2 separate regions of the Homo sapiens genome follow, and region 2 is linked to region 1. A link is an interaction called in ENCODE POLR2A ChIA-PET data of the cell type or tissue named here. Cell type or tissue: MCF 10A. All regions are shown on one strand. Links, peaks and the distances in the headings refer to the core of each region. The heading gives the core; the rest is flanking DNA.

What was found. Peaks named below come from ENCODE experiments on the same cell type or tissue, not always from the same donor. Only the 100,000 strongest peaks of a DNase experiment are listed, where the experiment ranks them.
Region 2: POLR2A ChIA-PET joins it to region 1 with 5 read pairs; 7 of 35 experiments call an interaction of 5 or more read pairs at or near these places.

The regions. Positions count from the first base shown.
Region 1 is chr20:31,592,303-31,595,208 of GRCh38, forward strand. No RefSeq gene overlaps it. Among named protein-coding and RNA genes, the nearest start is that of ID1, 12 kb to the right of the region's middle. RefSeq lists enhancers at 364-1,129, 1,896-2,661, 2,662-2,906. In MCF 10A, for the core only: no CTCF peak of the experiment used is centred there; DNase peaks (open chromatin) are centred at 1,229 and 1,589.
Region 2 is chr20:31,525,665-31,528,570 of GRCh38, forward strand. HM13 (histocompatibility minor 13) reads left to right here. Exons shown (of 13, transcript NM_178581.3): 2 at 1,820-1,918. Among named protein-coding and RNA genes, the nearest start is that of HM13, 13 kb to the left of the region's middle. In MCF 10A, for the core only: no CTCF peak of the experiment used is centred there; no DNase peak of the experiment used is centred there.

The sequences.
Region 1 (2,906 bases), core at 284-2,783:
GAGTCTCACTCTGTCGCCTAGGCTGGAGTGCAGTGGCGCGATCTTGCCTCACTGCAAGCTCCACCTCCTGGGTTCACGCCATTCTCCTGCCTCAGCCTCCTGAGTAGCTGGGACTACAGGCGCCCGCCACCACACCTGGCTAATTTTTTGTATTTTTAGTAGAGAGAGGGTTTCACCGTGTTAGCCAGGATGGTCTCGATCTCCTGACCTCGTGATCCACCCGTCACGGCCTCCCAAAGTGCTGGGATTACAGACGTGAGCCACCGCGCCGGGCCTTAATTTTTAATTTTTATTATTAATTTATTTATGGAGAGGTCTTGCTATGTTGCCCACGCTGGTCTTGAATTCCCGGCCTCAAGTCATCCTCCCACCTCAGCCTCTTCAAGTGTTGGTATTACAGGCATTAGCCACCGCGCCCAGACTTAAATCACATAAACTCTTTTTTTTTGAGACCAAGTCTTGCTCTGTCGCCCAGGCTGGAGTGCCGTGGCACGATCTCGGTTTACTGTAACCTCCACCTTCCTGGTTCAAGCGATTATTTTGCCTCAGCCTCCTGAGTAGCTGGGACTACAGGCGCGAACCACCACGCCTAGCTAATTTTTTTTTTTTTTTTTGAGATGGAGTCTTGCTCTGTCGCCCAGGCTGGAGTGCAGTGGTGCAATCTTGGCTCACTGCAAGCTCCGCCTCCTGGGTTCACGCCATTCTCCTGTCTCAGCCTCCTGAGTAGCTGGGACTACAGGCGCCCGCCACCACGCCTGTCTAATTTTTTATATGTTTTTAGTAGAGACGGGGTTTCACCATGCTAGCCAGGATGGTCTTGATCTCCTGACGTCGTGATCCGCCCGCCTCGGCCTCCCAAAGTGCTGGGATTACAGGCATGAGCCACTGCACCCGGCCTTTTTTTGTATTTTCAGTAGAGACAGAGTTTCACCATGTTGGCCAGGCTGGTCTTGAACTCCTGAACTCAAAGCCTGCCTTGGCCTCCCAAAATGCTGGGATCACAGGCATGAGTCACCGCACCTGGCCTATAGCTTCCTTTTAAACAGCACATCGTTGCTTTTGCATCAGCCAGAAAAAAAAAATACTTTTTAGAAGAAAACGTACATTATCATGAGTCATAGTATTTGAGGAGTACAGCTCTGAAGCGGCCTGAGGTGAGGGTGCAGCTGGAGGCGCCGCCCCCTGGTGACTGGGTACTCAGGGTTGGGTTGAGCCAGGAGGGTGGTGGTTGCCTCAGGCTCTGTGAGGTGGGCAGGGAGCTGGGCAGGGAGCTGGGCGGGGTCCTGAGACATTCAACCTCAGCTGGTTCCTGGGTTCCGGGCCCTGGAGCAGTGAGGGAAGCCAGTTATATGGGAGGCAGGTGAGTCAAAGGAGGGTCAGGCTGGGTGCCAGAGAGGAGGGCCACTGCTTCTGTGAGGGGGCCTCTGGGGCCTTCCGTCCATCACCCAGTGGGCATATGGGGACACCACCGAGGCCCAGAGACCTCTTGCCCAGTCTCCCCACTCTCACCTCAGAGGTCCTTGCAGCTAGGGGCAGTGGCCTCTGCTGAGCTTTGCCCAGGGTGTAGCCAGTTGGCCTCAGGGCACTCCTGACTGGTGGCATGAGCCTCCCAGGCTGCCAGGGTCAGGTCAGCTCCCACGCCTCCACCCTGGGCAGGGCCCAGGCCTGCATTCATGGGTGCAAGAGGAGAGAGAGGCCTGAGCCCTGGATGGGTGTGGTTGTGTGTCCTTGGGGCTGATGCAGGATTTTTTTTTTTTTTTTGAGACGATGTCTTGCTCTGTTGCCCAGGCTGCAGTGCAGTGGCACGATCTCGTCTCACTGCAACCTCCATCTCCTGGGTTCAAGCAATTATCCTGCCTCAGCCTCCCGAGCAGATGGAGTTACAGGCGTGCACCACCACGCCTGGCTAATTTTCGTATTTTTAGTAGAGAGGGAGTTTCACCATGTGGGCCAGGCTGGTCTCGAACTTCCGACCTCATATAATCTGCCTGCCTTGGCCTCCCAAAGTGCCGGGATTACAGGCGTGAGCCACCGCACCTGGCCTTTCTGCAGGATTCTGAATTGTGTATGTGTGGAGAGTAAGGGGACTGTGTGCTCTAGAAGGGCTGTGGTGGGAGGTCTCTGGCCTGGTGCAGGTGGGTGTTGGTTGGGTCTGTGCACTGTGGGAGTGGGTGCCTGCAGGAAGCCAGTTTATCCTTTTGCAGGCAGTGGACTTCTCTAAGGCTGCGGGCATGTGTGTTGGCATCTTGGAGTCCCAGGTGTTTTGGCGTGAGTAATACTGTATAGATGTAAGTGTGTGTAGTGTTTGCAATGTTGTAGTGTGGGTGCATGTGTCTGTGTGTCCTGTTTGTTGAGAGGATTCATTGCATGTGGTTCTGTTAGGAGTGATAATGGGGTGTTTTGAGACATTTCCTCCTTGGTCTCTATTTTTTGGTGTGTTGGTTATGCAGATTTGGTGTTTCGGTAGTGTGCGCGGAGGTCAGTGTGTTGGTTGTATATTATGGTGTACTGTTGTGCGTTGTGCATTTGGCAGGTTGTGTCTATTGGTGTGTGGCTGTTGGGTTTGTCTGTTGTGTCAGTCGTACATATAAATGCCACGTTGGGCGTGTGGGTGTGTGCATTTGTATATTGCTCTGTGGGTGTGCGAAGCAGTGTGTTTGTGTAACCCTGCAGGTTTGGCCTATGCTGAGTAACCTAAGATGGGAGCTCCCTGAGCCTTGGCTCTGCCCTTGCCTTTGGCTGCTGGAGACCCTGGGCAGCAATGGCCCTTTGTCCAGCCACAGGAAAACCCCACCCCCCTCCATCGGCAGGGGACTTGGGAGGGGCCCAGACTGGTAGGCTCCAGCCTCCCGTCCATTGTTCTGGGGCCTCTCTGGAAAACAGGATGGGAGGTGAAAGGTGGACAC
Region 2 (2,906 bases), core at 196-2,695, 67 kb before region 1:
AGGACTGTGAGGATTTTGCCTAGCAGAGAGAGGGCAGGTAGAGACCACTGTGATCCTGGAAGCTTTTGACCCTGTTTGGAATACAAATTTATACCAAAAAAAAAAGAAAAAAAGAAAAGAAAGAAAAGAAATTTATACCAGTACTATATATCATTGATAAATTTTCATTAGAAAGTTCTGGCCAGGTACAATGGCTCACACCTATAAGTCCAGCACTTTGTGAGGCTAAGGCGGGTAAATCACCTGAGGCCAGGAGTTTGAGACCAGCCTGGCCGACATTGTGAAACCCCCTCTCTGCAAAAAACACAAAAATTAGCCAGGTATGGTGGCATGTGCCTGTAGTCCCAGCTACTTGAGAGGCTGAGGCGGGAGAATTGATTGAACCAGGAGGCAGAGGTTGCCGTGAGCCAAGATTGCACCACTGCACTCCAGCCTAGGTGACAGAGCTCATGAGACTCCATCTCAAAAAACAAAAAAGAAAGTTCGTCATAAATCCTTTTTTTTTTTTTTTAGACGGAGTCTTGCTGTGTCTCCCAGGCTAGAGTGTTCAGTTGTGCGATCTCAGCTGACTGCAACCTCCACCTCCTGGGTTCAAGCGATTCTCCTGACTCAGCCTCCTGAGTAGCTGGGATTATAGGTGCCCGCCACTGCGCCCGGCTAATTTTTGTATTTTTAGTAGAGACGGGGTTTCACCATGTTGGCCAGGCTGGTCTCAAACTCCTGACCTTGTGATCCACCCGCCTCGGCCTCCCAAAGTGCTGGGATTACAGGCGTGAGCCACTGCGCCTGGCCTTCTTTGGCATAAATTCTATGAAGCTAATCTATTCCTATGTTGATCTGTTACTCCATTTTCAATTCTTTTCCATTTTTATAATACTGAAATTATTTTGATTGCATTCAGTTCTTTTTCATGTAAATATTTATCCTTCATCAGTTCTTTACCCACATCACATTCTTGCCAACTATAGCATCTGCCATTATAAATTTAATTGTGGCTTTTATTTTTACCATTTTCAAGTCTGCCAGTCAAATTTCTTAAATTTAAGTTTTGTCAAGATTTGCTTCTCCTCACAGTTGGTGTCTCCCTATGTGCAGTTTCAGCCATTGTCTGTCTTGTTTGTTGTTAATTTCAACTCATAATATTCATTACCTACTGGATGACAGAATAGTCATTTTTCCCTCTTGGCTGATCCATTAGAAAACTGAAAACAATTTTCTTCGAGAGGTCTGAAACTGCTGTGGCATCACTGGTGTCCAGGTTTTCTTCTCTCAGTTATTCCATACTGGAATGGCCTCTGCCATAGCCCTTCTCCCCAGATGTGTCACACATGCCCTGGGTTCTCCTTGGTCTCTTGATCAGGGTCCAGATCTCCTCATGGTAGAATGGCAGGATCAGCCAGGCATGGTGGTTCATACCTGTAATCCCAGCACTTTGGGAGGCCGAAGCAGGTGGATCACTTGAGGTCAGTTCGAGACCAGCCTAGCCAACATGGTAAAACTCCATCTCTGCTAAAAATACAAAAATTAGCTGTGCATGGTTGTGCATGCCTATAGTCCCAGCTACTCGGGAGGCTGAGGCAGGAGAATCGCCTGAACCCAGGAAGCGGAGGCTGTAGTGAGCCAAGATTGTGCCACTTCATTCCAGCCTGGGTGATAGAGCAAGACTCCATCTCAAAAAAAAAAAAATGGCAAGATCAGAGCATCTTGCCCCAGGATGAGGCAGGCAGCATCCCTAGCCAAGGGAATAGCATTAGCAGAGCCTTGCAGGAACATATGGGAACCAGCCGTGCTGAGCCATTGTCATTCTTCTCTCCTCTAGAATGCTTCAGACATGCCTGAAACAATCACCAGCCGGGATGCCGCCCGCTTCCCCATCATCGCCAGCTGCACACTCTTGGGGCTCTACCTCTTTTTCAAAGTAAGTCTTTTGCCACCTGTTGTGTCATTTGATCTAAATGACTTTATCTTATTTTGTTTTATTTTTCCCATCACAAGAACCATGCATGTTCATTTATAGAAAATAAAGAAGAAAGAAAAATTAATAATTCACCCATAGACCTACCCAAAGACAACAACTGTTAGTGTTTGGGACCCTTTCTCACTAGTCCGTATTTCTTTTCTCCATGTAGCTTTTTGTTTTGTTTTTGTGATATCAGTTTGGTTTCATTGTACTGTTTATGTTGGGATGGGGTATAGCTTGTGCTCAGACATACCTCTACCATACTAATGGCCTTTTTTTTTTTTTTAATTTATCGAGGTTTATTTTCCCAATAAAAGTTATGCAGGCTCAGTGTTGAAAACCTGGAAAACACAGAAAAGTAAAAAGGGAAAAACAGCAGTCATCCAAAACCCCACTACCAGAGACAGTCACAGTTTCCCTTCGGAGGTGTGTCCTTCCACTGTTTCTCCCTGTGCATGGTTTCTCCGTAGCTGTGACCACATGGTGTATTCAGTTTGTAGCTGCTTTTTTCACTTCACATTAATAACATCATAAACATTTTCTCATGTTACTGCAAACCTTCCTTAGTTGTACTATTTTCTGGATTATAAAAATATATTCAGAAAAACTAAAGAAAGTATATCAATAGAGGGAAAAATAAATACCACAACACAGAAGTAGTCATTAACATTTTGGCATATCTCATTTCGGGCTTTTTATTTATTTATTTTAGGACAGAGTCTCACTCCGTCCCCCAGGCTGGAGTGCAATGGCGCCATCACAGTTCACTGCAGCCTCAACCTCTTAGGCTCAAGAGATCCTCCTGCCTCAGCCTCCCAAGTAGCTGGGATTATAGGCACGCACCACCACACCCTGCTAATGTTTTCTTTTTTGAGACGGAGTCTCGCTCTGTCACCCAGGCTGGAGTGCAGTGGCGCAATTTCGGCTCACTACAACATCCACCTCC